5 separate regions of the Mus musculus genome follow, and all the other regions are linked to region 1. A link is a loop called in an ENCODE intact Hi-C map of the cell type or tissue named here. Cell type or tissue: heart. All regions are shown on one strand. Region 1 has its middle 20 kb from the start of Gm36434. Region 2 has its middle 2.6 kb from the start of Gm42155. Region 3 overlaps Ttc28 (tetratricopeptide repeat domain 28). Region 4 holds the start of 1700016B01Rik (RIKEN cDNA 1700016B01 gene). Region 5 holds the start of Gm36223 (a long non-coding RNA gene).

The links. A loop is a pair of places that touch in the nucleus more often than their neighbours do. Peaks named below come from ENCODE experiments on the same cell type or tissue, not always from the same donor. Only the 100,000 strongest peaks of a DNase experiment are listed, where the experiment ranks them.
Region 2: it touches region 1 in a loop (2.3-fold over the local background); 2 of 42 quality-filtered maps call a loop at or near these places.
Region 3: it touches region 1 in a loop (4-fold over the local background); 3 of 42 quality-filtered maps call a loop at or near these places.
Region 4: it touches region 1 in a loop (3-fold over the local background); 7 of 42 quality-filtered maps call a loop at or near these places.
Region 5: it touches region 1 in a loop (2.3-fold over the local background); 2 of 42 quality-filtered maps call a loop at or near these places.

Annotation. Positions count from the first base shown.
Region 1 is chr5:111,680,892-111,685,891 of GRCm38, forward strand. No RefSeq gene overlaps it. Among named protein-coding and RNA genes, the nearest start is that of Gm36434, 20 kb to the left of the region's middle. In heart, a CTCF peak has its summit at 2,223 (motif pointing left); a DNase peak (open chromatin) is centred at 2,200; H3K27ac peaks cover 566 bases; H3K27me3 peaks cover 2,163 bases.
Region 2 is chr5:111,463,351-111,468,350 of GRCm38, forward strand. No RefSeq gene overlaps it. Among named protein-coding and RNA genes, the nearest start is that of Gm42155, 2.6 kb to the right of the region's middle. In heart, a CTCF peak has its summit at 2,642; DNase peaks (open chromatin) are centred at 2,821 and 3,261; H3K27ac peaks cover 1,864 bases.
Region 3 is chr5:111,270,749-111,275,748 of GRCm38, forward strand. It overlaps Ttc28 (tetratricopeptide repeat domain 28), which reads left to right. Exons shown (of 23, transcript NM_001267622.1): 14 at 447-591. Among named protein-coding and RNA genes, the nearest start is that of Gm35628, 38 kb to the left of the region's middle. In heart, a CTCF peak has its summit at 3,016 (motif pointing right); DNase peaks (open chromatin) are centred at 3,043 and 4,327; H3K27ac peaks cover 703 bases; H3K27me3 peaks cover 1,152 bases.
Region 4 is chr5:112,151,681-112,156,680 of GRCm38, forward strand. It overlaps 1700016B01Rik (RIKEN cDNA 1700016B01 gene), which reads left to right and starts at 4,547. Exons shown (of 2, transcript NR_166436.1): 1 at 4,547-4,674. In heart, no CTCF peak of the experiment used is centred here; DNase peaks (open chromatin) are centred at 2,321 and 3,181; H3K4me3 peaks cover 578 bases; H3K27ac peaks cover 471 bases; H3K27me3 peaks cover 3,961 bases.
Region 5 is chr5:111,506,927-111,511,926 of GRCm38, forward strand. It overlaps Gm36223 (a long non-coding RNA gene), which reads left to right and starts at 2,352. Exons shown (of 2, transcript XR_880575.2): 1 at 2,352-3,919. RefSeq lists an enhancer at 1,708-3,567. In heart, a CTCF peak has its summit at 2,939 (motif pointing left); DNase peaks (open chromatin) are centred at 65, 2,365 and 3,055; H3K4me3 peaks cover 1,528 bases; H3K27ac peaks cover 3,034 bases.

The sequences.
Region 1 (5,000 bases):
AAGAAAACCTGTCCCCCATACTCCCCAGGCTCTGATACTCTAGAGGAAGAGACACCGAATCCTTAAGGTTTGCAGCTGCTTCAAGGGCTAAGTGTGTTCCTAAGTATGATGAGGCCAGAGGAGGTCTCCTGAGGGATTGGTATGAGACCTGGGCTGAGAAGGACGGATTAAATACTAGCATTGAAGAGAGGGGAAGCGTATTTCACTGGGGCTGCACGTGCAAAGGGTTTGTGGCAGGCAGAAACCTTCTGGCCACACATTCCTGCTGTCTGGAGGGCAGAAAAGATCTAGGGGCCTGGCAGGTATTAGTCCCATGGCCACAGGAGAATCTTGACCTTTACTGTAGCACACTGGAAGCCATGGAAAGATAGAACATGAATTTTTTGAAAGTTCATTTTGTAGCCCTAAGCCTGATACGGGCGGTGTTGGCCTCAGGATCAGGGACAGGCACAGGTCTGACCCTGGCCAACCTGTCCTGGAGCCCCAGGACACTGTCTACACTGAGAAGACTATGACAGCCTGAACCCTCCAGAGGCAGGAACCCAGAACCCCTCACCCCAGCCAGTGGGTTCATTTACATGATCCTAGCTTAATTCATCCAGGGTATGTAAATGTATGCAAACCAGCATCCAGGAGAGGCAAAAATAGCAGGATGCATTAGCATGCCTCGCAGGAACATCGTTTTATGCAAATGGTTGCTGGGCCTACTGAGTGGGCAGAAAGGGGCATCTTCTCATCTCCAAGAGGGCCAGCTTCCTGACCCGCCCTGGACCCTGGCCAACTCTGCCATCAAGGGCGGGGGCAAGCGGGGAGGTCACAGGTACGGGGACAGACAGAATGGGAGGACCTTGGAGGGCTGCTATCCTGGAGTCTGGTGAGGTCCCTAGGATGGTGGGACCTCAGTCAGCTGCTGTCCTGGCTAGTCTTTGCCTCCACCCTGCGTCCCTCCTCCCTCTCTGCTCTGGCTAGTCCTCCTCACAAGCCTCCCTCTGATTGCTTTCCTGTACTGGCTTCTCTGAGATCAGACACAGACCTCCCACCCCTGGCAGCCTGCATTGTACATCCTGGGCACTGGTTCTGCTTTTCCAGGCCTCACCTCTGTCCTTCTCACACCTCTTGCCTCTGTGCCCCCATCCCCATCCCCCGAGTCCCACGCCAGTGTCTGTCTGGCTCTGACATTCCCTGTCACTTCTCCTCAGCTGTCTCCCCGTTTATGTTTCTTTCTCTGCCTCTGTCTCTCTCCTTGTCTTGCTTTGTCTCTGGCTGTTCCTGTCTCTTATTCTTCCCCTGTCTGCTTTTTCTCTTCTCTCCATATCTATTTCTGTCTCTCTGTCTGTGAGGCTCTCTGTCTGTCTGCTTCTGTCTGCAGGTCTCTCCTCCCTAGATTTTTTTCGTCTCCTTTTCTGTGCTTGTCTCTGCTCTTTCTATATCCACCCCCCATCTCAGGAGACCCCCTCCACTCCATCTCAGGAGACCCCCCTCCACCCCATCTCAAGAGACCCCCCTCCACCCCCTCTCAGGAGACACTGAGGGACTGCCCCCCCAGAAGTACTCCTTCCTGCTCCTGGGATCACCAGAAGATGTGTGGCCATTTGGGGGAGACATGGGGTCTCCCTACAACCCACATTCTGGTGACACCCAGATTCTGGCTGCCATCCACATCAGGAGGGCTGGGGGCCTGAGAACCCTTTTGAAGCTAGGGCCCTTGCTAGCTGAGATTGCCTGGGTTGGGTGAAAGCCAGGGATATGGCTTGGTAGTGACTGAGATTGGGTGATAGCTACTAAGTAAGGGCTGCCTCTTTGCCTCAGTTTCCTTTGCTGAGATGTGGTCCTACTGTGGTCCAAGTCAGGGCTTGCTGCGACTCAGCAACATTGCTCTCAAGTGTATGTCACCCATCTTGCCTTGACTTCCACTTGTGCCTATTGGCCTCAGTCAACCATCTTGCCTTGATTTCCACCTGTACCCATTAGTCTCAGTTTCCCCACCTGGAGACCAGTCCTGCCATTAGGTCATAGGGTGGTGGTTCCATAAACTGTCCTTTTCCTTCCTTCTCCAACTTTGCTGGTGGGTTCCTGGCATCTCTGTGCCTCAGTTTCCTTTTTTGTGGTACAGATGATACAAATTGCCTTCTGAGGTCTCCTGGACACACTGGACTGAATGGGGGTGTCCTATAGGTGACAGATGGTCAGTGTCAGCCCCACAGTGCCACCAAGTGGCCATGCAGGTCACCATGGGGCAGCCTTGGGTCTAGAGTTGGGGGCAGCTATGTTTCTGACCTGTGCCAGGCTCTCCTGGAGCCCTCAGACCCATATGCAAATTATATGAAGGATCCATCCAGGGGCCCCTTGTCCTGCAGAGGCAAGTTCAGACACCAGGTGCTAGACCTACTTTACAAATGCTGGGTGACATCAGGATGGTGTACTCACCTCTCTGAGCCCTGCTTTCCTCATCACACCAGACTGCTGTGGGGGGATCCCTGAAGCAGGAAATGGCTGATCCAGGGCTTCCTCCCCACTCCCCTCGTTCATCAACACCCACTGTATAGTATCCATACGGGGCCAACAATGACTACTGTAGTAACAGCTTGTCCCTAAAGGCTTAGCTCACAGTGTAGGGGGAGAGGGACCACATTGTGCAGTGTCAGCAGAGAACGTCCAGTAGAGACTGGAAAGGGGAAAGATGGGGAGGGAGCCTGCAAATTAGGGTTGACAGCCAGAGGAGGCAGAGTTTAATCAGATGTCCGAGGTAATGGGCTATCAGGCAGAGAGTAAAAGGTGTGTGCAAAGATCCTGAGGCAGGCCACGGCCCCTGGAAGGCGACCAACGGTAATCTTCAGTTCTGCAGCCCTCTCGAAAACCAGATCCTGTTTCTCTCCCGGGTGTTAAGCCTCTGAGAAAATCACCAGGAAGGTTTTAAAGCAAAACAAAAGCCTTTTCTGGGCTGTCCCCAGGACCATCTCTGGGTACTTAGAGTCAGCTTGCTCAGTCTTTATGTCAACGGCCGAACTTGGGTGTCCTTCACACCCCACCCTGTGGTGCAGCTACCTGGGAGCTACTGAGATGCACTAAAGTGAGCCCCTCAAAGTGGCCCTAGTGGGACCCCTCTCCTGGCCCCTGCAAGTCTAGTCCACCTCCCCGTAGGATCTGAGACACGGACTCAGATTGGATTGGTCGTGTCTGTGCCTTGTGAGATCGATCAAACCAATGGATTGGTCGTGCCTAGCCTGGAAACAGCCAGAGGCTCTAAGAACCCACTGGATTAAATCTGCCGCTACCTGAATGTCTTCATTTCACCCCTTTAAGACCAACCATCTAAATGCTGTTACACATAGGTTAAGCCCATAAGAGATGGTGTCCTTGCCTTGGAGGAAGAGGGAGCCTGTGAGAACCGCTCAGATCCTCGGTGGCAGAAGGCTGCCTATAGGTTGCTCCAGCCTTAACAGCTTCAGAGTGGGTAACACGAATTAGTTCTAAACGTTCAGGGTGGTCTTTAACGAGGACTCCTTAGGGGATTCATTTTGCTTTTGACCTGTGGTTTCCTTGTTTCTGTGAGACCCGGCAAGAAGGCTCCAAGATCGGAAGAGAGCAGAAAGCTTCTGGAAGCTTGTTTGCCCACATGTCTGTTAGTAGGTGCAGTTGGAGCTATTGAGGGTTACAGTAACACGTATGCGACTTTCCATGTGATCTGGGCTTCATCATTAGGGTTTATCGAAACCCTAAGGTGCCTGTCCCGGGCAGTATGACCTTACTGTAGACGTTCCTGCAACCCCTTCCAGGAATTTCCTTCATTCGTGGAGTTCAAAGGGCATCTGGTTTCAGGAGGAGAAGGGTTGTTGTCTGGAAGCGTCTGAGAAGGCCAGTAAGGATGTTTTGGGGCAATGCATTCTACTGTAAGGACAGAAATAGCTGAGAGGACAGTATCTGCCTGGGTCCTCTGCATGGTCACACACATTAGCTTAGTTCATTCCAACACTCATGTCCAAGGAATCACTCCATCCCCTGATTTCTGGCCCCAATCACCGGCATCCACTTTGCCCCCCGCTCCCAGTCCATGTTTTTCATATACACAGATTCACAAAAGCATGACCTCGTATATCTGGTCTCTTTAGCATGTCTTTTCCAGGGCATTTTAGCATGGCTGAATATCCTATTCACTTACATGCTGAGTAATATTCTCGTTACGCACACAGCACAGTGTAGTTACTCATTCCCTTGTTGGTGAACACATGGTTGACTCCCACTTGTTACTGTGAGCATTGTGAACGAGATGGCTTTTAAGATTTTACTTATTTTATATTAATTACTTGCCTTCTGTATTTGAGTGTTTTGTTCACATGGATTATGTACCACGTGTGTCCCTGGAGGGCCTGGAGGTCAGAATAGGGTGTCAAATATCCTGCCATTAGAATTATGGATGGTTGTGGGCCAGCATGTGGTGCTGGAAATACAACCTGGACCCTCTGGAAGAGCAACAAGCGCTCTTAACTGCTAAGCCATCTCTCCAGCCACAAGAAAGGTTTTTTTTTTTTTTAATTTTTAAAAATTAATTCTTCTATACACATATCAGGAACTGCTGGACCATAGAAATCCTGTGTTTAGTTTGTGAACAATTTCCAGAGCCTCGCTGTTGAACTGTGCGGAACCTAATGATGCATTTAAAGGCATCACATTTGTGTCTTGAAAAGTTCTGTGTGGCTCTTGCCCTACCCTGCTCATTTCTGTCTGAGTATAGACATTCATGGCCTAGAATCACATACTCCCTGATCCAAATAGAAATGCTGAAGACGTACAGGGAGAGGTCAGTGCAGTAGTGGTCAGGTCTGTGAAACTAGGAACTATCTATCTGTCCATCCATCCATCTGTCCATTCAGCTATCTGTCTGTCAGTCTCTCATCAATCCATCCATCTGCCTGTCCATCCATCCATCCATCCATCCATCCATCCATCCATCCATCTATCTGCCTATCCATCAATCTGTCTGTCTGTCTATCCATCCACCC
Region 2 (5,000 bases), 220 kb before region 1:
CAACTCACGATCTTCTGGGCTCCTCCAAGTGCTTGGGTCACTTCTCCAGCCATGCCCTTTGTAGCACACGCGTTGTCCTATGGGCTCCAGATGCCTGTACTCCACTGCTGCTGCTGCTCTTGGTGGTCATCTCATGGTACTGGCATCTCCAAAACACTGCGTGACCCCTTCAGTCCTGGGCCTTCAATTGCAACTGAGGCTGCACCTTCACCAATGGCCCTCCACGGCCTCTCACAGTGCCGAGCCTCAGCTGCTCTGCGTGACCCCTTCATGCCTTCAAAACCAATACCACCTGGGTGACCCTTACATATTACCAAGTTCCGCTGCAGCAGGAGTACAACCTTGGCTGTCTCTGGAACACAGCCTCTTTGTGCTTTCAGAAAACACTTCCCAGAAGATGTCACCTCAATGATGCTGGTCTCTTCGTAATCACCGCTAATTTCTTAGCTCCAGCTAACCAGCATCAATAATCCTAGTAATGCAAAGATTTTGCTTTAGTAGTTCTGGTATCTTGTTAACCACAGCTGATTCTTCAGCCCCAGCTAACCAGAACTACAAAATCTTCACAATCAAAACAGCAATGGCCCTGAAAAGAGTCTTTAATTTTCCCTCTGAAATTTCACAAACCAGACCTCCATCTTCTGCACTGTTGTCAACATTATCTTCCAAGCTCCTACACAACATCTGACAGAGCTCTTAACAATGAATGGATCTTCAAGCCCAAAGTTCCAAAGTCCTTCCATAGTCCTCCCCAAAATATGGTCAGGTTGTCACAGGAATACCCCACTCTGCTGGTACCAATTTGTTTTAGTCAGGGTTTCTATTCCTGCACAAACATCATGACCAAGAAGCAAGTTGGGGAGGAAAGGGTTTATTCAGCTTACACTTCCACACTGCTGTTCATCACCAAAGGAAGTCAGGACTGGAACTCAAGCAGATCAGGAAGCAGGAGCTGATGCAGAGGCCATGGAGGGATGTTCTTTACTGGCTTGCCTCCCCTGGCTTGCTCAGCCTGCTCTCTTATAGAACCCAAGACTACCAGCCCAGAGATGGCACCACCCACAAGGGGCCTTTCCCCCTTGATCACTAATTAAGAAAATGCCTTACAGTTGGATCTCATGGAGGCATTTCCTCAACTGAAGCTCCTTTCTCTGTGATAACTACAGCTGTGTCAAGTTGACACAAAACTCGCCAGTACACATGTGATGCACATGTGATACACATGTGGTGTACATGTGGTATACATGTGACACTCAGAGGAAAACCCTAAGAAGTCATTTCTCTCCTTCCACCTTTACATGGGTCCTGGAGATCAGTTAGGTTGTCCAGGCTCGCATGGTAATCACCTTCACCCTGAGTCTGATTATTAGCCTTTGTTTGTTGTTAATCCCAGTGGTGACCCTTGTCACATTTTAGATCTGAGTCTTGACTGGGCACATAGCTCCTCAGGAGAGTACATGCTTGAGTTCAATCCCAGCACTGAGAAGAAAAGCCAGAGTTAAAAGCTGGAGTATGACTTACACAAAACAGAGCACACAGACCCTAAGTGTGTAATTTGCTACTTTCACAAACAGACCTCCATGGGGATGAGCTCTCTACAAAATTCTTTCCCAACCATCCCTGGATAGATCCCCTCCAACACTGTGCAATGCAGAGCAGCTGCATCTACTCTGGGACCTTTAATGGCATGGACATTGACAGGAACACCCAACTATGCCTTCTCCTCTGTATAATGCTTTAAGTTGTCCTATCCACAATAATTGCTGCCTTTTTATTGCTGAGTAGTATTTCACTGTATGGACATACCACAGTCTGTTTACCTAGTCACTGTTGATCCATGTTTTTAATGTGTAGTTATCTGGGACAAATACTACTACTCTCGATAATAGTAGTTACTGTTCTAATGCTGTAAAGAGGCACCATGACCAGGGCAGCTTATAAAAGAAAGCATTTAATTGAAGTCCTGCTTATAGTTTCAGAGGGTGACTGTCATGGTGGTGGGGAGCATGGCAGGAGGCAGGTAAACATGTTGCTGGAGCAGTATAGCTGGGAGCTTAGATCAGATCCATGAGTAGGGAGGGAGGGAGGCCGAGGAGGGAGGGAGAGGGAAAGGGAACGACAAAGAAAGAGGGAAAGGGGGAGGGGGAGAGGGAGAGACAGACAGACACAGAGACACACAGAGACAGAAAGACAGAGAGACAGAGACTGGCAGAGAGACAGAGAGAGAGACAGACATAGAGACTCGAAGCCTGGTGGTATGGGCTTCTGAAAGCTCAAAGTCAGCTCCCAATAACACACCTCCTCCAGCAAGACCACACCTCCTAATCCTTCTCAAACAGCTCTGCCGGCTGGGGACCAAACATTCAAATCCACGAGCCCTTGGGAGCAATTCTTCAGAAACACCACGCTTCTCTCCCTGGCTGCTCTGTGGGTTTGCAGCCATAACATAATGCAAAATGCATTTGACTTCAAAAGTCCCCATAGTCTTTCACAACCTCAACACTGTTTAAAAGTCCAAAGTCTCTTCTGAGACTCCAGTCTCTTAACTGTAACTCCCCACACCAGGCGCTCCAGGCCTGGGCTCCCACGAAGGGAGGAGTGGAAGGAGGTTGTGCGGGCACTGACTGCAGGCCCCAGGACTTCCTGCATGTGGCGTGCTTGGAAAGTCTGCTTCTGTCTTCCCAAGAGCCTTGCATGGGTGGGGCTGGGGGGAGCAGCGTGTCCCTGAGCAGGGCTGCTCTGGTCCCCACAGGTCCGGCTGTGCAGGCTGCTGTTCCTCAGCTAAAGGTCTGTGCACACAAGCAGCCATTGTCTGGTCCAGGAAATCGGTCCTCCCAACCGACAGGAAGGGGTGGGGGCGGATCCGCATGGGAATGTCTGCTGGAGAAGGAGAAATGATGTCACGGCAGCCATAAAAGGCAAAGGCCCTGAAAGTGCAGGCTTCCTTGCTCGGTGGGGGCAGGAGTCTCTTCCAAGAGGCCTGTCCCTGTCATGTGGCCCCTGGGGAAGCGGGTCCTGAAAAGGAGGTCGCCCCCCCGTCGTCCCCCCCCCCCCCCGCTGCCTCGTGGGACGGACAGGAGGGATTTTGTGTGTAGCCTTGCTTTTTGTGGCGCTGGGGATGGAACCCAGGGCCTTGCGTGTGGCCAACAATGGCTCTCCCACGGGAGATTGCCACACCCCAGCCTCTGTGATAATTATTTCCTAATTCCCAAGGGAACCTGCGGCCATCTGGTTCTTCCTGTGGCACTGGGAAGGCACCTCCAGCCTGTGCTAAGGTCTCTTTTGCTCGGCTCCCTTATGTGAACACACCCAAGCCACTGCAGGCCTGCCGGGGCGGGGCACAGCTATGGGTGAAGAAGCCAGCCAGGTTCCCTTCTGCAGACAGCCAGCACCTACGGGGACTGGAAGACCACAGTGGAATCTCATCCTGGAGACCCGGGGGAGTGGGTGTGTCTGAGAAGGAAGTCCTTGTGTAGGGTGAGAAGTCAGAGGAGACCCCCAGGGGAGTCTTAGCATCACATGATGTATGGGAATCCACCGTATTGGTGGCAGGGACTCGGTGAGCAGGAGCAACGGTTTGGCAGACAGAGGGAATAGTGACAGAGTCAGGAAAGAGTCCACCAGTGTCCCTGCCTAAGGAAGGGTGGCTTTGAGATAAAGTGACCAGTGTCAGTCTGCCAACTAGGCTCTGTGTATGGCCATTGGTGATGCTGGTGCTGGTGATGGTGATGACGATGGTGATACTGATGGAGATGATGGTGGTGATGGTGATTATGGTGGTGACGATTATGATGGTGATTGTGATTATGATGGTGGCCGTGCTGATGGTGGTGATGGTATGGATGATGGACCCATGGCACCTTGGTGGCTCTTGCTTCTTGCCTCTGGAAGCCAGAGTCAACATCAGTACCTGCTGCTCATCAGAACCACCTGTCTGGCTGCACTCCATATGACACAATGACACAACAGTAGCTGAGCCTCTGGGGCAGTGGTTCTCAACTTTCCTCACGCCTTGACCCTTTACTACAGTGCCTCACAGTACAGCCACCCTCCCCCCATGAGAGGTTGCGACCCACAGGTTGAGAACCACTGCTCTGGGGTCTTTTACACCCCCCCCCCCCCAGTAACTCTGGAGAGGGTATTTGTCACCTTCTGTCTCACAAACATACAGAGGTGCACTGCTGTTGGACATTCACTCCAGGTCTTCTGGCAGTCATTTATACCAAAGCCACTTCTGCCGTGAGTTTTCTGGGGTCCCTGGTAGTACCCAAATATTAATGGGATCCTCACCTCAGGAACATTGGCCACTTCAGTTTCTTGTAGCTCCTTGTGGCTTCCTGAAGCAGACACTCTTTTTAATCCCCATTTGGCTTGAGAGCTGAGTGACTTGCCAAAGGCCAAATGGCTAGAAGACACAGAGCCTACCCTCAGGTGTTATCTCTCATAGCTGGTGTGTGTGACTTCTGCAACGTAGGTGGACTGAAAGGCCACTGTCCCGCCTCTTTACGCTTTGGCTTTTGGCTCCTCTGTGCGGCACAGGGTTGACTTTCTGTTCCTCAAACCAAGGCACAATCAGTCATGACACCTGCAAGGAGGTGTAGACAACACAAAAGCATCTCCTTTGACTGGGGGTGGAGGGCTGCACCCCCAAGATCAAGGGGAAGCCCTGCCCTTGCTGAGGCTAACAGAAGCTGAAGAGAGGCATTTTCTTCAGTGGGGAGCCACCAGCAAGCTGTCCGGGCTTCTTTTAGCAACCCCAGTGGAACTCATTGGATCATAAAACAAAGCAAAACAAAAAACAAAAAAGAAAACCAACCAGAAAACAAACAAACAAACAAAACAAAACCCCAAACAAAATAACCCCCAAACCACAGAAAACCCGAGAACAACAAAGATGTCACACAGTAGGTGTTGCTAAAAGTCACACAGTGGGTGTTGCTAAAATTCCTTCCTTGAGGGAGAAGTAAAACATCTACCCCTCCTCCCAGGGTTCAGTGACA
Region 3 (5,000 bases), 410 kb before region 1:
CTAATAGCTGCTCAGAGTGCCCCTCCTCTACAGGCAACTTTCCAATCAGCTGCTCTCAGGGCACCCCTGTGAAATGGAGAGTCCCTGTCAGGGTCTGGCTGGGTTTGGCCAGCAGATCCTTGTCTTGTCACTTCAGCAGTGAGTTCACTGCTACTGAACGTCATCTTCCTTGTCAGCCTGGCCGCTGCACTGACCCTTCCTGACCCCTGTCTTTGACGGAGCACAATTGCGCCATGCGGGACCAGCACTCTGGGATGTTTGATTACATAGCTGACACCACAGAGATGCACGCACGCTGTTCTGTACAGAACTCAATGTTGTATGACAGTACCCCTGCAAGGGGCAAGCACGAGCTGGAGGTGACAGGCATGCTGAGAGGCCCTGCCTCTGGGCAACCAGAATGATGGAGGGTGAGCTTGATTCCAACCCTGGTCCTGTCTCCCCAGGAGCTGCCAGAGCATGACAAGCTTGTTCAGTGGTACGGTGTCACCCAGCAAGGATGGGACCTCCTCTCTGCCCAGGAGGCAGAACTCACTGGCCAAGCCCCCACTCCGTGCCCTGTACGATCTGCTCATCGCACCCATGGAAGGGGTAAGTGGCTCCTGGGACATGACACCCCTTCGTATCAGAATGCATTTGTTTTTCTGCTTGGTGCGCATGCGCACCATCACCCCCCCAGCGGATTTTTTCTGTTCAGTGTGCATGTGCACCCCCAGAGCACTCCACGGACATGCATTCTTCGCTGGCTGCTTATAGTCAGGATGGCAGGTCTGAGCTTGTGCTTTGCTTTGCTCTGCTCTACATGGGCTGAACGCATTTGGCTCAGTGTCCTCGTGTGCTCCTCGTCTGGTCTATAGGTCATGAGGCTCAACGTGTCAGTGCTAGGAATGAATGCCAGCCACGCCTACCTAATCTTAGATGTTTATTTGGATTGACCCAGGCCACCCCCTTGCTCTTTGCCTGGGTCTCAAACACAGAACCAATGTCTGGTGCTAAAGACACCAACTACAGCCTACCTTGCCCTCTTGCTGGCATATCCAAGCCACATGAGCCTGCCATATCCCTGCTTAATTCAAACAGTGCTCTTGGGTGGTACAGGGACCTTGGTGGGTCTGAGAATTTAGGGGCCAGTTTCAGGCAGGATAGTCACAGACAGCTGTTCTAAGGAGGCAGGAGCATCCCTCAGCAACTCTCTCTCTCTCAGGCACCGTGTATCCTTAAGAGACCACAGTTCACATATGACTTCTCCATTCCCTGAATGGGCACCTCCCTGGTCCTCCAGCGGTGTTTCACCTGGCCTAACAGCTGTGGGATGACTTTCCTGTCTTCTGGCAAGTGACCCTGGCCATCCTTCCTGATGTCTTTTCTCTGTAGGACTGTGAGGACCATCTAGAGGACATGTCGGGTTTGCACAGGGCAAGGTGTACAACACATTAGGGCTGCAGGCAGGGACTGTCACCTGGGCAGGGGGAACTGCTGTGTCCAGGGCCCTCCTCAAGGTCCCTTCAGGAGTTCCTGTCTGAAGCCTTCTCCTGGAAAGGCCAAGCCCCTCTTCCCTTCATGTTCCACCCTGTCCCTTCTTATCTTCACGCTCTCCACACTGCTATGATAGGGCTCCAGCTCACTGTACCTTGCTGATTGAGGAAGACATGGGTTTTTCTCCTGCCTCCCACTGCCACGAGCAGTCTTGCACTCCTCTGCACTTCTATTAGTCCTCTGAACTTGCAGTGCTCCCCACTCCTAGCAACGCTCCCTAGTTCCAGTAGTGCTCTCCACACTCCCAGCAGTCCTCTGCACTCGAAGTGCTCCCCACTCCCAACAGTGCTCCCCATTCCCTATAGTCCTCTGAACTCCCAGTAGTGCTCCCCAGTCCCAGCAGTCCTCTGCACTCCTGGAAGAGCTCCCCACTCGGCATTCTTCACTTGCTTGAGCGTCCTCCCACCTTTGCTCCTAGCCGATTGCATCTCTGCTCCATCAGTGCTGAGGAAGACGAAGAGGCAGACTGCTGTGAGTGTGCTCTCTGCTTGCCCAGATCAGCAAGGCCTCTATCCCAAAGCCCCGTCCCCCGTCTCTGCCATCCACAGAGCAACAATGGGATCTGAGGAGTTGGCTCTTGTCGCCTCCTCCTTCTCTCCCTTGTGACCTAATTCACTCCCCAGTCATGGCCAGGGCCATCCCTCAGCTTCATGTCCCTCAGCAGCTGGCCTGAGGCCTCATGCATGTGCACAGAGCTGCTCTCAGTCTGAGGTGCATTTGCACTGGATCTGATACAGCACAGAAAGCAGAGGACCCTAGGAAGACACTAGGTCATGGTTTCTGTGGCGACCTGGGGGCTTTCCAAGAGCCAGAAACCAGATACTCCCTCCCCCCACGAATCACAGGCCACGTGTCCTGTGTACATGCTTGTCAGAACCCACAGCTGAGGCAGCCCCCTTGATGGCAGCATCTAGTGGAGGTGCCGCTCACCCTAGGGGTCCAATACTTGGTGACAAGTCCAAGCCAGGCTGGGAGTCAGCAGGAAGCTGAGGCCAGGAGGTGCCCAGAGTCAGCGGGGTGTGCTTCAAACAGTCCCTCTTCTGTGACTCCCCCCAGAGTAAGAGTGTGCTGAGGTGGTCTACACACCCTCACGCTCCTGCAGAGGTGCAAAGAAGGGTGGTCTCAGCCTTAAACAGGTAAAACAGCCACCAGAAAACACCTTTGCATGCTGACCACCAGGTACCCACCAGGACTGTGTCCACTGCAGGTGAGGGGCCAATGCTTCTCACACAAGACAGAGTGAGCCAGGAGCTCTCAGCCACCGCAAGCAACGTGGCAAGACTGCTCAAACTTTAAAGACAAAGGATCCACTGTTTTAAGGAAAGCACTTCTGAGAACCTGGGATTCTGTTTCCTGTCCAGTTACAGCTACACACTTAACACATGCTTAGACATGCTTGGTGTGCGCTGCCCCAGAGTCTGGAGCTCCGGCCCTCTCTCATGACTGTCCTGTAGCGGGCCTCCTGGAAACATGCCACTCCTCTCCAGAGGCCACCAGAGGGCGCATTGACGCTGCCAGCCCTATGGGGAGTCACACTGTCCATCAGCTTCCAGAAACAGCCGGTTCCCTCCACACTGTCACAGAAACCGCAGATTGGGATTCATGGATGTTTCATGTGGGGCATGGGATTATCTCAACAACTGCCTTCAGTTAGCTAGGGAACCAGGCCCGACACAACTGAAAGTGGGACATAGTAGGCCGGCGGCGGCGGAGGGGTGGGGGGGGGACCACACACCAGCCTTTGGCTGACTGTATTTCCAGGGAAGTGTACTATCAGGACCATCAGCAAATGCTGAGCCAGATCCCACCTACAGTCACCAGGGAGCAGTATAGAATGTCTGAGTGAAAAGCAGGCAGGAGGTGTGGGTGGCGTGGTCCCAGCAGGTTTAAAGGTGTTAAGGACAGCAATGGGCCTGAGACCTGGTCTGCCTTTCTGGTTGTGAGAGGACAAGGGAGCCATCTCATCTCTGAAGCCCAGGTGACCAGACAACCTATGACCAGTGGTGTTTTCAGGGCTGACTTGGAGTGTGGCCCTGTACATACCAGCAACATGTATGATCTTCCTTCCACACTGCAGGCAAGCTTCACCCAGTGCAAGGCACCGTACCCTGGAGGCAGGCTTGCAGTAGGGCCTTCTCCAGGTGGGCAGTCACTCACTCTATGGAGGCCCAGACTTAAGCATCCTCAGACTTTGGGCTTGCCCTAGTTACAGCCTGCCAGCCTCACCTTTGTATCCCTTTGCTTCCACTCTGCTTGGAGTAAAATTTGAAGCTGGATGCTCCAAAGAGGTCATTCACACAACTTACACACACAGCTGTCTGTCTGCAGAGGCCAGAGGGACAATGACACGTGGCTGCGAGTCAGGTGTGGCACCAGCCACTGGCTGTTCCAACACATCGCGTCACTGTGGATAGCCATGTGTTCACACCTGACCGCGTGTGCTGTGGCCCGTGCTACGGCAGCTCCCTCTGCTCCCTGGGCTGTGAGTGGAGGTGTGCTGGCAGCGGAGAGGCTCTGCCCATGCCATGCAGAGCTCCCCATCCCAACTTGCCGTTTCTGGGGTGGCGGTGACATACTTCCTACTCCCTGGGTCGTACAGCAGCTCGTGTAGCTGCCTGTAAAGCAAGCAGGTGCCCCAGCGATTTCAATTCTCTTTCCCCCAGGTTAGCCAGATTATAAAAGGAAGCAAGGCTCGGGGCCCCGAGAAGCCTGAGCTTCCCACCAGACACTTGTCACTTTGGGTTAGCCAGCATTTCTGCCACCCTCAGCCAGGTGCCTCTGGCAGCAGGCAGATGGGTCACATGAGCACATTTGCTTCCTGAGGGCACAGCCTGTCAACCTCACTGAGTCAGCAGGAAGCATGCTGGGCCCAGGAGACAGGCATTTCTGCCTGCAGTGCCACGGCTGCGGTGACTCCCACTCCATCCCTGTTGAGTGGCAGCCATACTTGCCTCACTCCCAGGCGCTCTCTCCCCTCTCCACTTCCTCCCATGCCTCTTCTCAAGTACAGAGTCCTGCTCTTTAGTGTAGGCTCACCCTGAGTTCATGGCAATCCCCCTGCCTCCCCCCCACACCCAGAGTATTGGGATTATGGGTGGGCGCTGGGTCATCTTCACAGTTGGCTTGTCTCTTCTGAGTCCCAGCCCCACTTTTGGAAAGGCCACTTCTGGGCAGAGCGGGCCGGTCAGCGTCTGCATGCTGTGGCTTGCACACAGACTTCCCCAGGTCCTCACGTGAGATTCTGGCAAGAGAAGTGCTGCCTGTCTAACACCTTCCCACCCCCAGACGCCATAAATGGAAACACTGCCTTCAAAGCTGGGGGAGCTAGATTGAGACCCTGACATCACAACAGTCCCTGGATGACCCCAGGTCCTCCTGGCTCTGAGTGTCTGGCCTTGTGCCTCATCAAATGGGAGACTCACCAGGCTCCAGGAGTCCTTGCTGCCCGAGAGGGTCACGGCACG
Region 4 (5,000 bases), 470 kb after region 1:
TAGAATCCAAGAAGACCCTGAGGAGTCTTGGACAAAAGGAAACCACTGGACAGGGACTTCCGACCAGGAGTCCCAGGGGCAGATATTGCGAGCCCGTGATGCAGGCTGTGTCGTCTCATCTGATTTCTACGCATCTGCACCATGTTCATACCCTCCTCCAATCTCACAGCAACCTGAGGGTGCATGCCTCCCTGTAACAGATGGGGACCGGAGACCAAGGCACCAAGTGGCCTCACTACATCACCAAGCACAGCCACCCACGTCTGCCCACTTCCACGGTCACTATCCTTCTCTGGAGCTCTCCACCCTGACCAGCCCCTTCCTCATGACCCTCACCCAAGGATAGCAAAATACAGTTTTGGAATCACACACAGCGGGATTCCCTGAGAACACACCACAAGCCTGGGAAATAAAAGACAAACTAGAAACATGAACCCGTACTCTGAAACCTAAAACTTTGATGAAGCAAATGGTGGTACTGTGGACCCAAGAGACATGAGCTGCAAACTCTGTGCCAGATAAGCAACTATGTCCATAATATGTAAAGAGCTCTGGCATTTCAACAATGAGGAGATGCTTGTCTTCAATAAGCAAAAAGTATGAATAGATGTTTCTATTTATAGATTACGACCCGAATGGCAAAAGAAAACAGGGAAAGATGTTTGACATCAGTTGTCAGCAGAAAAATGTATGTCAAGATCACAGTAAGAGACTCCTAGGGTAGTCAGAATAAAATAATCAGATCATTCAAGAAGTAGGAAATGATAAACAGCCTTTTTAGAAACAGGCTGGGAGCCCCTCAAATAATTACATACAGCACTACCATGTGACCCAAAACTTCCCTGACAGACACACCTATCCAAAGGAATGAAAATACACACCCACACAAAAGTTTCTAACAGGGTCATCCATAAAGCCAGAAGGAGGAAGCCATCCACAGAGGAACCCAAACTCGGGACCTCCATGCATTGGACTATTACTTGGCCCTTAAAAGGGAATAAAGAGTTTGGGGTGTATTATGGAATGGATGCACCCTTGGAACACAATGCCAAACAGGAACAAGCCAGACCAGGAAGACCCCACACTACTGGCTTCCACTGTGTGAGATGACCAGGGATACACAGATCCATGGGACAGAAAGCCAACAGGCAGTTTGGGCAGAAAGGAGAGGCACAGAGATAGACAGACAGACAGAGAGAAAGAGGAGAGACAGAGGGGAAAGGGGAGAGGGAAAGAGAGAAGAGAGAGAAGGAGAGAGAGAGAGAGGGAGAGAGAAGGAGGAAGAGGGAGACAGAGAGAGAGAGAGAAGGAGGGAGAGGGAGACAGAGAGAGGGGGGGGAGAGAGAGAGAGGGAGGGCAGAGGGAGAGAGGAAGTGACCACTAGGCAGGAGCAGGTGCCTTTGGGTGTATCCTCCAGTGAGACTATTGAGCAGTTCTGACCATGACTTACTTGTTCACAGGTATGGGGGACAGAAGTGTACACAGGAGCGCGCGCGCGCGCGCGCGCGCGCGTGTGTGTGTGTGTGTGTGTGTGTGTGTGTGTAGTCCCTCACACATGCCCACCTTGTTTACTGAGGCAGGGTTGGGATGGGAGGAAGGTGTCTTTGGTGAAGGTGGATAGCGGATAGCATCTCTCAGTGGCACCTCTGAAGGACCAGCACACCCAGGTGTGTGGCAGGGATCGAACTCAGGCTTTGGCTTCTATAGCAAGCATTTAACCATGGGTGTCTTCTCCCAGCCCCTAAATGTAATGTTAAACAGGAGCGTTTTATGGTGTGGGGCGACATTCAAACATCAATAAACTGGGAGCGTTTGTCTTGTTTCTTTTCTTTTTCTTTCTTTCTTTTTTTAAGGCAGCCCAGGCAAGCTGCAGGGCGTCGCAACTTTGAAACAAACCCTTACAAGCATCAAGTTCCTCTTTAAAATAGACTAAGCCACATGTCCTGTGGCTGGGGCCCAGCCAGCACACAGTAGGTGCTCACCTGTGAGAGGTTCCTCTCATGCTGGGCTGTGTGGCCCAGGAAAGCCAGGCACACACAGCCCCGGACCGACTGGGCAGGGAGCCGCTCACAGCTGGGTGACATAATTTAGATGGATGTCTCCGGCCATGCGTCGGGCAGGGAGCGGGCGGCCCGGGAAGAGGCCGTGGAGGAGCCCATTACCGTACACGTGTTAACAGCGCATCCTTTGTACCGACAGCGCGGGCGGGCGGGCGCGGGCCGAGGCCGCTCCCCGCATTGTCTGCGCCGCGGCCGGTGATGGATGGGCCAGCCCGTCTTGCCCGGGTATCGCGGGCCGACAGCGACACCGCGTGGCCATCATGGGAACTGCAGTCCAAGGGCGTGTGCGCAGAGAGCCAGCACCAGGCTTGCGTATTGCATTTAGCACGTTAAGGGGACCCACAGGCACATGACTTTTATTACCAAACATAAAGCGGGTACAATAAGGTTCAAGTCCTGCCTCCGAGGAATAATAGAGTGGCGTTCAGTAGGAGCCCAGCCCCACATGCGCCAGGCTCTGAGTCCCATCCCCAGCGCCCCCAAATTGAAAATTAAATTGTTATAAGTTGTTTGGTCGGAGTCTGTAGCATGGCTACTTTGCAGAGGTTCTATTCGGTTCCCTGCACCCACACGATGGCTCACAACTGCCTGTGACCCCAGTACCAAGGATCCCACACTTCTTCAGACCTCCATGGGCTTCTGACACACACATGGCTCGCAGACATATTACTCAGGCACACATGCAAGGAATATTTTTAGTTTTAAAAATATAAAAGTCTTTGCTGTGTGCTGGCACTGATCTGCAATCCCAGAACTTAGAAGCAGAAGCGTGCCTACCACAGATGTAGAGCAGGACCCTGTCTCAAAAGTGGTAAAGCAACCGGCTAGGTGAGGTGGCCAAAAGCAATCAGAGAATACTTTTTTAGTACAAATACATCCCCAACTCCAGAACATCTAACTCTCCTTATGAAAACTAACCTTGCATTGGCTTCTCACAGGGCTTTGCTGGGTGTTGTGTGTGTAAGTCTTGCACTGGGGTGAGTTTGGTCCCCACCCAGTCACCAATCTGCTCCCAAGACCATGGAGAAGCCTGATGCTTTGGGTGGCCAGAATCCAGGAGGCAGCCTAGGGCAGCCAGCCTCGTGAAGGTCCGATGAGTTCCAGTTCCTGAGTTGTTCTGGATACAAAACAGCCCTGCAAGGCTGCCGCCCCTGCCTCAGCACCAAAGCAGCCCTGGCAGCCAGGAATGAGGCACTCAAATCCATATACAGGGAGGGTGCGGCAGGGAGACAGGACAAGGGCACCCTAGACTTGACCTCAGTCTCTTCACATGCCAGAAAGTGACTCATGACCAATAATGAAGACCCTTCGGCAGCCAAGCTCCCAGAACAACCACCTTGGTCCTTAGAAATTCCAGATCTGTGTGACTCTGGAAGCTTTCTGTGCTGCTAGAGTCCTCAAAGAGGAGAAGCCTTGATGTAAAAATACCGCCATAAGCCTATGGGCAGTTTTCTTGATTAGTGATTGATGGGGGCCCGCCCATTGTGGGTGGAGCCAGTTCATTGTGGGTGTGGTCAGCCCATTATGGGTGTGGCAATCCCGTTGTTGGTGGAGCCATCCTTGGGCTGGTGGCCCTGAGTTCTATAAGAAGGCAGGCTGAGGGCTGGTGAGATGGCTCAGTGGGTAAGAGCACCCGACTGCTCTTCCAAAGGTCCGAAGTTCAAGTCCCAGCAACCACATGGTGGCTCACAACCACCCGTGATAAGATCTGACTCCCTCTTCCGGAGTGTCTGAAGACAGCTACATATAATAAATAAATAAATAAATAAATCTTTAAAAAAAAAAAAAAAAAAGGCAGGCTGAGCAAGCCATGGTGAGGAAGCCAGTAAGCAGCACCCTCCATGGCCTCTGCATCAGCTCCTGCCTCCAGGTTCCTTCCCTGCTTGAGTTCCTTTCCCGACTTTCTTTGGTGATGGGCTGTGGTGTGGAAGTGTGAGCAGAATTAACCCTTTCCTCCCCATGCTGGTTGTGGTGTCTCATCACAACAACAGTGACTCTAAGATGCTGACCAAGGAGGTGACTAAATCCAAGCAGTAAGAACCAATCAAATGAGAAACAAGTGCTCAGAAGGGCCTTCTGTCACGCCCCATAATGTGCTTGTCTCTCCCAAATCACCCTACAAAGAATTACCCCTACTTCACAGGAGAAAAACTTGAAATTCAGAGAGGGCAAGTCATCGACCCAAGGTCACACAGTGAGTTAGATGTCTAAACTCAAACTCAGCTCTCTAGATGTCCTTAAAATGCAAGGAATTGTCCTAGAAATGACAAGTTCCAGAGAAGGTAAGACACCCACACAGACTAGCCTCTGTTTTGCACCTTAAAAGTAGGTGTCCCCTCCAGCAACCCCTCTCTCTCCACAGCCCTCCCCCACCCCCAGTACCTCCACTCTCCAGAACAGAGATGGTTGCCAAGGAAACAACATTACCAAATAAGCCCCCATTGTCTGGGGCCCTGAGAGGAAATTCATAAGCCCAACCCCTGCTCATTGACCCCTGGTGACCCCAAGGGAGACACCAACCCTCTCTCCGAGCCCCTCCCCAACCCAGCTCAGCTCAACAAAGTGCACCCCAGAGGGGGCCACAGCCAAGACAGAGCTCCCTGAAATGGCCCAGGTAACTACTAGCCTAGGTTCCAGATGCTTACCTTAGTGGTACCAGCACTTATGGCTTTGTAGGTATGTCCTACTGTGTGCTTAAGGATGCCTCCTACTGTGTGCTCATAAAGAGCTCCTTCTGTATGCAAGTGTGTGAATGTGTGTGGCAGGCAGAGGTCAGCCTTAGAGGTAAGCTAAGCTGGCCAGTGAACCCTAGCATCTGCCTGCCTCTGACTCCCTGGCTCTGGGATGGCACATTCACCCACATCTGTCTTTCATGTGAGTTCTGGGGGCCAAGCTCTGGGCCTCAGTCCTGCTGAGAGAAGCTTAAGTAGTGAGGTGTTT
Region 5 (5,000 bases), 170 kb before region 1:
CCGTCTCTTCTTTCTGAATTAAGAGTCAGCTGTTGCCACTCCCTGTGCCCTGGCTCTATCTAACTCAACAGCAGGCTCTGCAGTTGAACAGTCCTGGCTCAACTCCAGTCTTGGCCAGCCTTGCTTGCTCCAGCTTCCTTATCTAGCCAGGGGCGTGGAATAGACAAAGCCAGCCTTGGAGGTAAACCAGGAGCATTCCCACCCCGTGAATGAAGAGACATTTACCGTCTCCTTTTCTTAATCACTGCCACCTCGCTTCTGCCCCATCTGGATGTGTCCTATGGAGAGGACAGCGGTGGCCTGAGAGACCTTCTCTGGTCTAGAACCACCTGCACTTGGGTTTCTCAAGCTTTGGTCAAGTTATGAACTCCCATGGGAACTAGACTCAGTTTCTCTTTTCTGTGTGCTTCCCACATGCCTGGTAGACAGAGGTGACTGTATAAATGATACAAGGGGAGTAGTGAAAACTTCTTGGTCCAGATTTTGTTGCGGCTTTGATAGAACCTGTGTGGCCTTTGTCTGCTGAGAGATCTGGACCAGGGAGCCTGGGAGGGGAGAGACTGTGGGATGCACAGGTCCTCTATAAGAGCAACCTGTGCTCATAACTGTTGAGCTATCTTTTCAACCGCCAGCATTTTTTTTTTTTTTTTTTTACTGTGGAAACTCTGAGGCTTTCTACTGTCTCCATAGTCCAGCCTCTGAGGGGAGCACAAATGGGAAGAGAGGGTCAGTGGTGCAGCCATGGCTTTGTGGACTGATCAGCCCCTCTCCTGCTGGCTATCCTGTGCCCTAGGAAGACACCTGCTCTCCCTTCCCAGCATCTCCTTCCCTTTCCTCTTTCCCTTCCTTTATTTGCCTAGTAAATATGGAAACAGTCCCACACACCCATCTGGCTATTCCATTTATCCATTAGATGATCATCTCTCCATCACTCACCCGTCTGCCCATATACCTATCCGTTCATTCACCTACCTGTTTATCTGTCCAACCATCCTTCATCAGTCCGTCACCCATCCTTCCACCCCTCATCCATTTATCCACCCATTCACGCATCCTCCATCCCTCCACCAACCCATTTCTTCATTTACTCATGTTTATCCATCCACTTAGCTACTACCCAGTCACCAACCAACCCATCCATCCATCCATCCATCCATCCACCTACCCACCCACTCATCCCCCATGCCCCCATCCATCCAACTAGACTTCCATCTACCCATTCACTCATCCACTCACCCATCCACCCACCCACCCATCCATCCACCCATCCACCTATCTACCCATCAATTCATCCTCTCTCTCTCTCTCTCTCTCTCTCTCTCTATATATATATATATATTATATAGCCAATCCATCCATTCATTAATCCACCATCCATCCATTAATCCATCCATGCATTCACCCGCCCATCCATCCATCCATCCATCCACTCATAATCCACCTATCTACCTATCCAGTCATCCACTAATCCATTGTTTAACTATCCACCCATCCATCCACCTACCTAATATCCATCCTTCCATCCATTTGTTACCTCTTCACCCATCTAGTCATCAAAAGCATGGTCTGAGTTTGGCTAGGCATTGTCCCAGGTCTGAGGAGGAAAAACAAGCAAGCCCTGGTTTTGCCCTTAAGGGGGATCTGACAGTGTGTTACTGTGTCATTGGATAGGGACAGTTAAGGGACTGTGGGTCTTGAGGAAGGACAGAGGGCAAGAATGTCCATGTGTCAACAAATCACCCAGTACTGCGGCTACACTGCAGTCAGGGTGGGCTTCCTGGAGGAGTGAGGGATGGTGAGGACCTTGTTGTAGAGAGATATGGAGAGGTTAAAGGGGAGGAAGGGTCCTGGCCAGTGAGACAGTATGGGCAAAGCTCTGGGGACAGGAGAAATGCAGGAAGGGCGGGAAATGAAACACAGCAGTACCAACTGCCCCCCCCCCCCGCTCCCCTCTCAGTGTGTTTGCTTAGGGGGTCTTTCAAACACCCATCTGGTTTACAGGCAGAAAGACTGAGGTTCTTGGAGCTGGGAGGCAGATAGCCTTATCATGCTCCTGTTGCAGGAGACTGTGCTCTGCCCCGGGAGACCCTCCGGAGCCCTGGGGGAGGGAAGCTGGAAGGCCCTGGGGAGGCCTGTGAGGCGGGTGGGGCGTGGGAAGACTTCAGACTGCTGTGGGATAGCAAGGCTTTGCTGTCACTCCTGGTCCCCTCCTTTGTCCCCATGTGTCACCGAAGAACGCACGCAGCCACAATCTTGATAAAGGACGCTTTGTCTGGCAGCCTCGGCGGGGGAAGGGAGAGAGTGGAAGGGGAGGCCCCCGGGCAGGAAAGAGTTACCCCTCCCCTCTGGCTGGCCCCGCCCCCACCTCGGGCTCTGGGCAGGAAACACCTATGCCCCACGAACACCCACATCCTCTGCCGAGCCCTGGATGGGCTTCCTGACTCGGGGTGCGCAGCTTCCCGTTTCTTTGAGCTTCGGTTTCCTCATCTGGAGGGAGTCATCTGTCAGCTCTGTGGATGGGTCCCGGGTTGAGCCACAGAGGCTGTGTGGTCCACTGTGCTGGCCTTAAGGATGGATGAGGGGAAAGCAGTCCCCAGAGGCAAGGTGCTCTCGGTCAGAGTCGCACAGCTTGGCCACGGCGATGTGATACAGCTATATCTCTCTCATGCGTGCCTGAGGGTGAGGGCGGGTGGCAGCCCCTTAGTTGTAGTCTTTGTTTGCAGGTGGCTGGAGCCCTGGGCAGGCTTTTGGCAGAGAGAAACACGTGGCCGTTTGAGAGTTCACTGTTCACTGGAACCTGTGAGGGAGAACTGTGGGTACCTGCTGCCCACATGCACTAGACACGAGGTAGCTGCCACGCAGGTCCCCGTCTGCTCTGTGCCTCGTTTCCCAGGTGTAGATCTGATGTGAGCACCACCTCGTGGTTTTAGAGGGCAGCTTCTATCATTGGCCACCCCCAAGGGTCACTGGGACAATGGTATCTGCTTCTGGCCACACAAAAGACTTTGTTCAAGGTCACAGCTTGGGTGAGCTGGGACTAGCCCAGCCCCTCCAGGCATTCCTGTGGAGGAAGGAAGGGTGTGGGTAGAGGGCTGTGGTCCTGGGGTGAGGAGGTCTTGTGGGCAGGAGGCAGCGAGTGAGCTGCTCTGCCCTGCTGGGCACTATCCTTTGTGAAGGAGCTGTCACACTGGTCTGGAGCTCAGGGACCTGGACCCTTGTCCCTGTCCCTACAGTGATGGATGTGAAACAGATGGGCTTAGTCATGGACCCATGGAAGACTCCCTAGATTTTCCCTAAGCAGCAGCAGCAGCAGCCACCAAGTCAGTCTGAAGCCTAGTTGTCCCCTGCGTTACCCCGAGATAGCCTCCACAGGAAATACAAGCCCAGAGAGGGACATGACTAATCAGGAGCCACACAGCTAACAAGAGACCCACTTCATGACCCCACCCCCACCCCCCAGGCTTTGACTTGGCAGCTGTGAATGGGGTAGAAGGGTAGGTGAGTCCTTCTGGGGAAGGTTTCCCAGGGGAAGGCTTGAATATGTTCTAGGTCTTGGCTGTGGCCAGTCTGTTGGGGGGAGGGGGTGTCTTACTTTAGCTCTGCTGCATGCTGTGTGACCTTGAGAAAGAGAACAAACTGCTCTGTGTTTGTTTCCCCTACACACAGGATGCAGATCTTCACAACGCTTATGTCCAAGGGTTCTGGTGAGAACAGAATGAAGTAGCTGCACTGCGGCACACTCTGTGCTCACTGAAGAACATGGAGGGGGTGCACACACCTGTGATACCATGTGGCAGAAGGAAACCATCTGCCAGTGGTACTTAGGGAGCATGGAGAGCCCAAGGCTGGGGTGTGGCCCCAGTGGCACCCTGGGGAGCCACCCCTCGCACCTGTGACAAGAGAGAGGCTGGAGATGCAGGTAATCCACAGGTAGTGGTGAGGTTCTGCCCAGAGCTAGAGCCAGGTAGGAGAAAAGGCCCTGTGACAGGGCTGGAACGGGATGGGGGAGGGATGACCATGACCACAGCCCGTGCACAATCTGCAGGGGGCCAGAACCCTGAAAGGAAAGGTTAGAAGTGTCAGAAGTCTCCCAAGGCCTAAGGAAGAGTGTTGCACACTCTGGTGGCTGCAGATTTCCGGGCCTCGTGGGAAGTAAATTTAGGGCAAAACAGCAACCAGAAAATGAACTGAAGCTGATGTCATGGTACGTGCCTGCGATTTCAGTGCCAGAAAGTGTGTGTGTGTGTGTATGTGAGTGTGTGTGAATGTGTGTGAGTGTGTGTCTGAATATGTGTGTGAATGTGTGTATGTATGTGTGTATGTGTATATATGTGTGTGTATGTGTGTATGTATGTGTGCATATGTGGATGTATATATGTATATGTTTGTATAAGAATGTGTGTGAGTGTATATGTGGTTGTGTTTGATTATGTGTGTATATGTGTATGTATGTGAATGTGTGTATGTGTGTGAGTGTATGTGTGGCTGTGTGTGAGTATGTATGTATATGTGTGTATATGTATGTGAATGTGTGTATGTGTGTGTATATGTATGTGAGTGTGTGTGTGTATTGTGTGAGTGTGTTGTATATGTTTGAGTTTATGTGTGTATGTGAGTGTGTGGTTGTGTGTGAATGTGTATGCATGTGAATGTGTGAGTATGTGTGTGTAGTGTGAGTATGTGTATGTATGAGTATGTGTGCACTGTGAGTGTGTATGTGTGTGTGAGAGAGAGAAGAGAGAGAGAGAGAGAGCAAGCGAAACTTTTCTGTTTGTCCTTCTTTGTCTTGGGTATATCTGCCATGTCCTCTTGGCTCTCACAACACATAACTTCAAGGATAAAAATAAGTATTTGCAAGGCAGTGATGGCCACAGGGTCCTTTATCCCCAAGGATGGCTCTGATCCAGTCCATTTTGTGGATGAGAAAAGAGAGTCTGGGGGAGTGACCCACACTGGCATCGCCACTTCCGACCTAGACACCTATCTCGTCTCCTGAACTG